2 separate regions of the Homo sapiens genome follow, and region 1 is linked to region 2. A link is a contact called in ENCODE Hi-C or POLR2A ChIA-PET data. All regions are on one chromosome and are shown on one strand. The core of a region is the stretch at or near the end of the contact, and the rest is flanking DNA. Distances in the headings are between cores, read along the strand shown.

Evidence for each region. A loop is a pair of places that touch in the nucleus more often than their neighbours do. ChIA-PET counts read pairs that join two places held with the same protein, here RNA polymerase II (POLR2A). Pooled maps may share reads with other maps.
Region 1: a pooled map shows a loop between it and region 2 (3-fold over the local background). The contact joins the enhancer-like site here to the promoter of HSPA12B in region 2. A Hi-C loop is called at or near these places in 4 of 50 pooled maps. POLR2A ChIA-PET finds 5 or more read pairs at or near these places in 9 of 52 experiments (BJ, Caco-2, H1 and 5 more).

The regions. Positions count from the first base shown.
Region 1 is chr20:3,892,286-3,896,536 of GRCh38, reverse strand. All of the region lies in intron 1 of PANK2 (pantothenate kinase 2), which reads right to left. Among named protein-coding and RNA genes, the nearest start is that of PANK2, 5.0 kb to the right of the region's middle. RefSeq lists a silencer at 1-235. Within about 2 kb of position 3,001, at least 3 of the 41 ENCODE cell types and tissues checked have a DNase peak (open chromatin) inside an H3K27ac peak, as active enhancers do.
Region 2 is chr20:3,731,220-3,735,019 of GRCh38, reverse strand. HSPA12B (heat shock protein family A (Hsp70) member 12B) reads right to left here and starts at 2,335. Exons shown (of 13, transcript NM_052970.5): 1 at 2,226-2,335. RefSeq lists an enhancer at 1,694-2,273.

The DNA of each region.
Region 1 (4,251 bases), core at 1,752-4,251, 160 kb before region 2:
CCAGAGGCTTCCAGCCATCAGTTAACTCCTTAGCACACAAAAGGACATCACTGTGGAGTTTCTAAGGATTTCAGGAGTTGTATGCCAGGAAATGGGCAAAAGACCAATATATATATTTCACAACATCACACTTTCCAATGGGAAATACATAGTTCAGTAGGCTGGGCATGGTGGCTCACGCTTGTAATCCCAGCACTTCGGGAGGCCAAGGCAGGCGGATCACGAGGTCAGGAGATAGAGACCATCCTGGCTAACATGGTGAAACCCCGTCTCTACTAAAAATACAAAAAAAAAAAAAAAAAAAAAATTAGCCAGGCGTGGTGGCGGGCACCTGTAGTCCCAGCTACTCAGGAGGCTGAGCCAAGAGAAAGGGCATGAACCCAGGAGAAGGAGCTTGCAGTGAGCCAAGATCGCACCACTGCACTCCAGCCTGGGCGACAGAGCAAGACTCCGTCTCAAAAAAAAAAAAAGAAACACACAGTTTACTTTTAAAAGTGTGCTCAATTTTCCAATATTATGAACTACACTTTTACCAGACCACAGATGGTTAATGACATCGCAAATCCATGTCTAGGCTGTTCTAGGAAAGCAATATCTTGGCCTAACATTGAAAGAGGTACTTTAATAATTATTCTTATTCCCAAAATAGTTTTAAACTCAGGGACTAGATACTTATAAAAGACCACATACCGTAAAATCAGCAAATTCAACAACAAATTCTACATTCAGGAAATATAAACACACAAAATGTAACGAACTACTAAAAAACTGAGATGGGTTTCATTTTTAGAAAGCAAACTTTAAGCCGCAATTTAGAAAAGTTTTCACATCCCAGTCAGTCTTACCTGAACAGTGCCTGAAGATACCCCAAATTATGAACCTGAGAAAAGCTCACAAGGCTACAAACTTTAAGTCCAAAAAACATCACCGCTCTTTTAAATAATCAAAATAGCCATTCTTTTCATTGCCTGATGCTCTACAATAGCCTAGTCTATCTTCCTCCTCCTATTTTTTGAAATGTTTTGAGAAAAAAAAAAAGAAAAAAAAAAAAACGGAGACAGGGTCTCCCTCTGTCGCCCAGGCTCGAGTGCAGTGGCATGATCATAGCTCAGTGCAACCTCAATCTTCCGGGCTCAAGCAATCCTCCGGGCTCAAGCAATCCTCCTGTCTCAGCCTCCCAAGTAGCTGGGACTACGACCATGTGCCACGACATTCTGCTAATTTGTTTATTATTATTTATTTATTTATTTATTTATTTTATTTGAGATGGAGTCTCGCCCTGTCTCCCAGGCTGGAGTGCAGTGGCGCAATCTCGGCTCACTGCAACTTCCACCTCCTGGGTTCGAGTGATTCTCCTGCCTCAGCGTCCTGAGTAGCTGGGATTACAGGTGTGAGCCACCATGCATGCCCTTTTTATTTTTGGAGAGACGAGGTCTGGCTATGTTGCCCAAGCTGGTCTTGAACTCGTGGTCTCAAGTGATCTTCCCACCTCAGCCTCCTACAGTGCTAGGATTACAGAAATGAGCCAGCATACACAGTCAGCAAAATATTTTTAACAACATACATCTCTTCCTGCTATGGTCTCCCCAGATAGAAGGCAGGGACACCAACACTAAACAACCATATTATCCAACTGCATGATTCTTACACATGGCCCCTAAAGTAATATACTGTACCATTTTACACAGCTGCATAAGGGGACGATTTTTAGTCCCTGCTTATTGCTTAGTATTTATTATATATCTAAGAAGACAGGCTGTATTTACTTTGGTTCCACTTAAAGTTGATAAACTGGCCAGGCACGGTGGCACACACCTGTAGTCCCAGCTACTCAGGAGGCTGAGGCAGGAGAATCACTTGAACCTGGGAGACAGAGGTTGCAGTGAGCCAAAATCCTGCCACTGCACTCCAGCCTGGGCGACAGAGTAAGACTTCGTCTCAATAAATAAATAAATAAATAAAAAGTTGATAAATCAATAGGTTAAAAAACACCTTCAGGCCAGGTGCGGTGGCTCACACCTGTAATCCCAGCACTTTGGGAGGCTGAGGTGGGCAGATCACCGGAGGTCCAGAGCTCAAGACCAGCCTGACCAACATGGAGAAACCTTGTCTCTACTAAAAATACAAAATTAGCCAGGCGTGGTAGCGCATGCCTGTAATCCCAGCTATTCGGGAGGCTAAGGCAGGAGAATCACTTGAACCTGGGAGGTGGAGGTTGTGGTGAGCCGAGATCACGCCATTGCACTCCAGCCTGGGCAACAAGAGTGAAACTGTCTCAAAAACAAACAAACAAACAACATCTTTTCGGTCAGGCACGGTGGCTCACACCTGTAATCCCAGCACTTTGGGAGGCTGAGGCAAATGGATCACCTGAGGTCAGGAGCTCAAGACCAGCCTGACCAACATGGTGAAATCCCATCTCTACTAAACACAAAAAATTAGTTGGCCATGGTGGTACATGCCTGTAATCCCAGCTACTTGCGAGTCTGAGGCAGGAGAATTGCTTGAACCCAGGAAGCAGAGGTTGCAGTGAGCCAAGATTGCACCACTGCACTCTGGCCTGGGCAACAAGAGTGAAACTCCTCTAAAAAAAAAAAAAAAAAAACAAAAAACAAACAAAAAAAAAACTCCCATCTTGCCTCTCCCAATGGGCCACAAAGCTATAGCAATCTAACATTTTTCCTCAGCTCCCAGGGGTCAATCCGTCCTAATTCCCTGAAGCTGAAATGCTGAGCCTAATAAAGGCAGCCTAACAGGGCCCCGGCTCCAGTTCCATACTGCCAACAGCAACGCTCCTCGGAAAGCCAAGAAAAAATGATCCATTTTCTAGGCTAGTGTTGTCAAGCTACAAACAAAAACTGTATTATGAAGGTTAGATTTGTAGGAGTCCAAAATCAACAAGCCCCAAAGGTCTCCCTGGCATGCTACAACATGCCTTGCGAGTCATCTTCAAAGGATAAGTTTGTTGTCCACACTACTGTGGAGCACTCTGATCACAGGGCTTCCACACCTTCTGCACACCTGCTGCACATATGCTCAACACCTGGAGCCCTTGATAAAAATGTATGTTCTCTTGTTACATGAGTGTCTACATTTGCCAAAATTGTACATTTTACTCTATTTAATTATGCCTCAATAAAATTTAAAATATAATTTTAGACCCCTTTGCAGACCTATATCATGCAATGGTAGGTTGAGGGAAAGTTTTAAAAACTTGAGAACCACAGCTCTGGATTACATCACACATACCTTCCCCCACCCCAAAATGTGGACCAAGAACACTGGATCTGAAGTCAAGACACCAGGAATCAAAACCCAACTCCATCACTAACTCACTATATGGCCTTGGACAAAAGGACAATTTCACTGAGCCTGTTTTCTCATCTGGAAATTGGGGATAAAAAACACCTACCTCACAGGATAGCTATGAGACTTAACCAAGATGCTTATAAAATACTCGGCATAGTGTCCAAGACAAATAAGCACTCAGAAAATGGTAGCTACATTACCATCATTAGCGTCTTGGTTTCCATCATTTTAAAATCAATCTTTATTTGGTATTTCTTTCAGCCCTGCGAGACATACCCCCCTCCCCACCTGATGCAAAACTTTTGAAGAACTTAAATATACACATGCCTAGCCTCATCGCTAGGGATTCTGATGCAGTAAGTCTGGGACAAGGGCCGGTTTGGGAACTACACTGCTCTAGGAAACGCGTGACAGAACACGACTACAACCAGGACCACAAGAATGCCTAAGATAACCTGAATAGCTCCTTCGACTTTCAAATGACAACTAGTATCTATCTGCACCTTTAGACAAGTAGTGCGGTATCAGAGTAAGGCTTTTTTTTTTTTTTTTTTGAGACAGAGTCGCTCTGTCGCCCAGGCTGGAGTGCAGTGGCGCGATCTTCGATCACTGCAACCTCTGCCTCCCGGGTTCAAGCAATTATCTGCCTCAGCCTCCCGAGTAGCTGCGACTACGGGCACGCGTCACCACACCCGGCTAATTTTTTTGTATTTTTAGTAGAGATAGGGTTTCACCAGAAAGGTGGCACCATTCCATACCCAAACCTCCCAACAATAAATAAAAAAGATTTAGTCTTAGTTGAATTCTCTCAGAGATAAGACTGAAGTATACTCTAGGAGGGTTCGGCAGTCAACAAGCTGCTTCTCCTTTTTTTTTGTTTTTTTTTTGAGGAGTCTCACTGTATCATACAGGCTGCAGTGCACTGGCACAATTTCGGCTCAC
Region 2 (3,800 bases), core at 1,086-3,585:
ATGCCTGTAATTCTAGCACTTTGGGAGGTCAAAGTGGGTGGATTGCTTGAGCTCAGGAGTTCGAGACCAGCCTGGGCAACAGCAAAACCCCATCTCTACGAAAAATACAAATATTAGCCCAGCGTGGTAGTGCATGCCTAGAGTCCCAGCCACTTTGGACGCTGAGGTGGGAGAATTGCTTGAGCCCGGAAGGTTGAGGCTGCAGTAAGTCATGATCACACCACTGCACTCCAGCCTGGGTGACAGAGTGAGACCCTGTCTCCAAAAAAAAAAAAAAAAAAATTGTGTTAAAGAAGGAGGATCCCACGGATTCCCCGAGAGGTGGAGGTAAGCCAAGAGGTGGCTGACTGCCAAGCGAGCACACACACCCAGGGACACTTAAGGAGAGTGCTGACCACAGAACACGGGACAAGCCCAGCTCCCGAAAGCTAGGTCTGGGCAGAGTCCACAGCTGAAAATGAGGGGAGGCTGAGCCCCGCTTCAGGGGCCTACTAATTTCAGACTGGTGGTGCCTATGGGTTTGAGAGTAATTGAGTGGGACAGTTTGATTTACACAGAAAGGAACTCCATTTCCTGGCTACAAGCACATGCCAAACTCTGGCCCCAGCCTGATCCCTAACCCTGCCCATGGACTGACCCCTAACTCTTGGCTTCATATTGACCTCTAGTCATCAGCTTCACCCTGACCCCTGGCCCTGACTTCTACCCAATAGGCAGGGCCGATTAGTCACTGGGGACCAGGATAGGGTGTGGCCCAGCAGGAACTCACAACCAGAGACTCCCATCCCAGAGTATCCCCTGGTCTTACAATAGCCTAGGACGAACCCTGCCCCCACTCCCGCTCCTTTTTTTGAGACAGGGTCTTGCTCTGTTGCCTAGGCTGGAGTGCAGTGGCACGATCACGGCTCACTGCAGCCTCGACCACCTGGCCTCAAGCGATCCTCCCACTTCATCCTCCCAAAGTGCTGGGATTACAGGCGTGAGCCACCTTGCAGGGGCCCAACCCTTTGCCTGACAGAATCCTCGGAGGATCTCTTCCTGTGTGGGGTGTTTCAGCTGGGCGCTCATGTCCCCAGGAGCACTATGGGAATGCAGTGTTCTGGGTTTCAGGGCTCCACACGATGCCTGTGTAGACAAAGAGCCCACCCAGGTCATTCCAGCTCCCCTCCTCACTAGGACCCTGCCTCTTCCGCCTGCTGCTCTCTGCTCAGCACCCAGCCAGCCCTGTAATGGAACAGGACTCCGTCAGCGGGCTAAGTGAGGCCACAGGCGTTTCTTCCAAGCCACAGACTGGGCCAACCAGGGCCCAAAGCACAGATCAGAAACGGCACCCAAAGGGCTGCCCCACTCTGTTCTGGAGAGGAGCCCTTAAGAAGATGGGACCATGTGTGGCTGAGTGAGGTGGCTGCCCCATCCTGCGCTGGGGCAGGGAGTGACAGAAATGGCCTCCCATGGCCCCTCCCTGTCCTCATCTTTGCTTTCCATACATCCTGCCGCACCCCCTTGGGTCCTCATCATGGGAGCAGCCAGTTCACAAACAACAGAGCCCCTCCCATGCTCTGCCCACAGCCCCCCATTACCCCTCTGGCCTGGGATTCCTGCGCTGCGTCTGCTCTCCGGAGGGTCCCTAGTTTCGTGATCACTCCCTTCCAGTCTCTCTCATCAACACACGCTAACCTCACAGATAGGCTCCACTGCCCTAGCGGGAACCTGGACCCCACCCCACCTGGACCTCAAGCTGGCCCGGAAGACCAGGTCCCAGCCTCAGACCCTGGCACCTGGGCCACTCAGTACTCTGTTGCGCTTCGGGACCACAGGGCCTGGGACCCCTGAGGCACCCCCCAACACACACACATACACTCAACTCCCAGGTTTCCACCTCAGACCTAGGCACCGGGTCCCTCAGTTTGGCTCCCTGGAGCAGGCCCCAGCCCACACCAGTCCTGCCAGCCCCTAAGACACAGGAGTTTCTCCAGCCTAAGCCTCTGAGCAGCTGTGCGAGGGACAGGGGAGGTGGTCCCCCGAAGCCCAGGTGGGAGACCAAGGTCGCTGCCCCAAGTGCCTTCCCGAGCCCGCAGCCACGCTGCAGAGAGGGGCTTGCAGATCTGTCCCCACCAGACAAAGTCTGGAGGTTTTTGGTGGGGTCTCAGCCGACAGCCCGGGACGGCAAACCTCCTCGCCTTTCTCCACTCGGGGCGCCCGGCAGCCCCCGCCCCAGAACTCACCTCCGCCCTCCCGACAGCTCCAGCCCCGTCCAGCCGCCGCGATCCCGGGCCCGCAGCTCGTTGGCCGTGCCCGCTGCGGCGGCCGCAGCCCTCGACGTGCGCCCGGCCCTGAGGCCTCCCGCCTCCTCGCGCCGCCCACCCCGCCCGCCGCCCCCTCCCCCAGGCCGGATGGCCGCGCCGCCTGCGCCGCCGGGTCGGCCCGCGCTCCCGGCCCAGATGTGCGAGGCCGGGGCGGGGCCTGCCTGCGCGGGCCTCCGCCGAGGGGCCCAGCCTGGTCCCGCGTCCAGGGCCCCTCCCTGAGCCCCTCCTGCGCCTCCCCCGCTCCCCTAGCAGCCCAGGGGGTGGGAGAAGGGAGAGGGGGCGGCGGAGGGAGGGGAAGAGGAGTTCCAGACCCTGGTCGGCCTCCTGCGGTCCAGCTGCTGAGGGGCTCCCCCGCCCCGCCCCCACAGGCCCACCTTGGGGCTCAGCCTCGGCCCCTTCAGCGAGGGCCCAACAGCGGAGGGGGAAGGGCCCGCCCTAGACCCCTCCACTTCCCTGCCCCAGACCCCTCCAGTCCCTTGACCCGGAACCCTCTCTCCTCCCACCCCTACTGCCCCTACAGCTTCCCTAGCCCGGTCCTCAGTGGCCAGAAAAGAGGCAGAATTGCGGATGAGGGCAGGCCCTCGGGTCCCCAGGCTAGGCCTAGCTCTGTCTTTGCTCAAGTTCAGACGACGGAGGCGCGGAGTCTCACAGACTGAGGCCCCATGCCCGGCAAGGGGACCACTCCGCACCAGGGGGCACCCAGCCTCTCCTCCGAGGCACACAGCCTTTTTCTTGTCCTAACCGGGGCCCTTCTGGGGATGCTGGGACTTGGCCTCCAGACAGGGGGTTTGTGGGGTGAAGGTCTCTTTCTGGGCTGGGAACCCGTGGCTCATGCCTGTAATCCAGCGCTTTGGGAGTCTGAGGTGGGAGGATGGCTTGAAGCTGGCTGGGCAACAAAGACCAGCCTGGGCAACAAAGGGAGACCCTGTCTCTAAAAAGTTTTAAAAATTAGCCAGGTGTAGTAGCTCACGTCTGTAGTCCTAGGTACTCAGGAGGCTGGGGTGGAGGATTGCTTGAGCCCAAGAGTTTGAGGCTGCAGTAAGTGTGATCACACCACCGCACTCCAGCTTGGGTGACAGAGAGAGAACCTGTCATAAATAAATGAATGAACGGATGAATGAATGAATTTCTGCTAGGTCCCTCGTGGAGCTTTCAAAGGCAGCTGACTCGTTCTGCCTGTTCCCCTTCCCCTCTGCCCCATGTGCCCCCACAGAAGTTCCAGATGCTTCTCAGTCCACCTCCCTTTGTGCCTGGGAAGGCTGCCCGTCAGAGAAGGGCCCCACAGCCCCATCAAATGAGGCACAGTTCTTGGGACATCCCTTTTGCTCTTCCACTCCAAACCTTTGCAAGGGCTATTTTCCCTCCCTGAAATGCTCTCCTTCCTCCTCTCTGCCCAGCCAAAATGCTCCCCAGCTACAGTGTCACCTCCCTAGGCTTGCTGCCTTTCTTCTCAGAGCCACTGCCCCAGAGGGCCTCCTTAATGAGGTCAGGCAT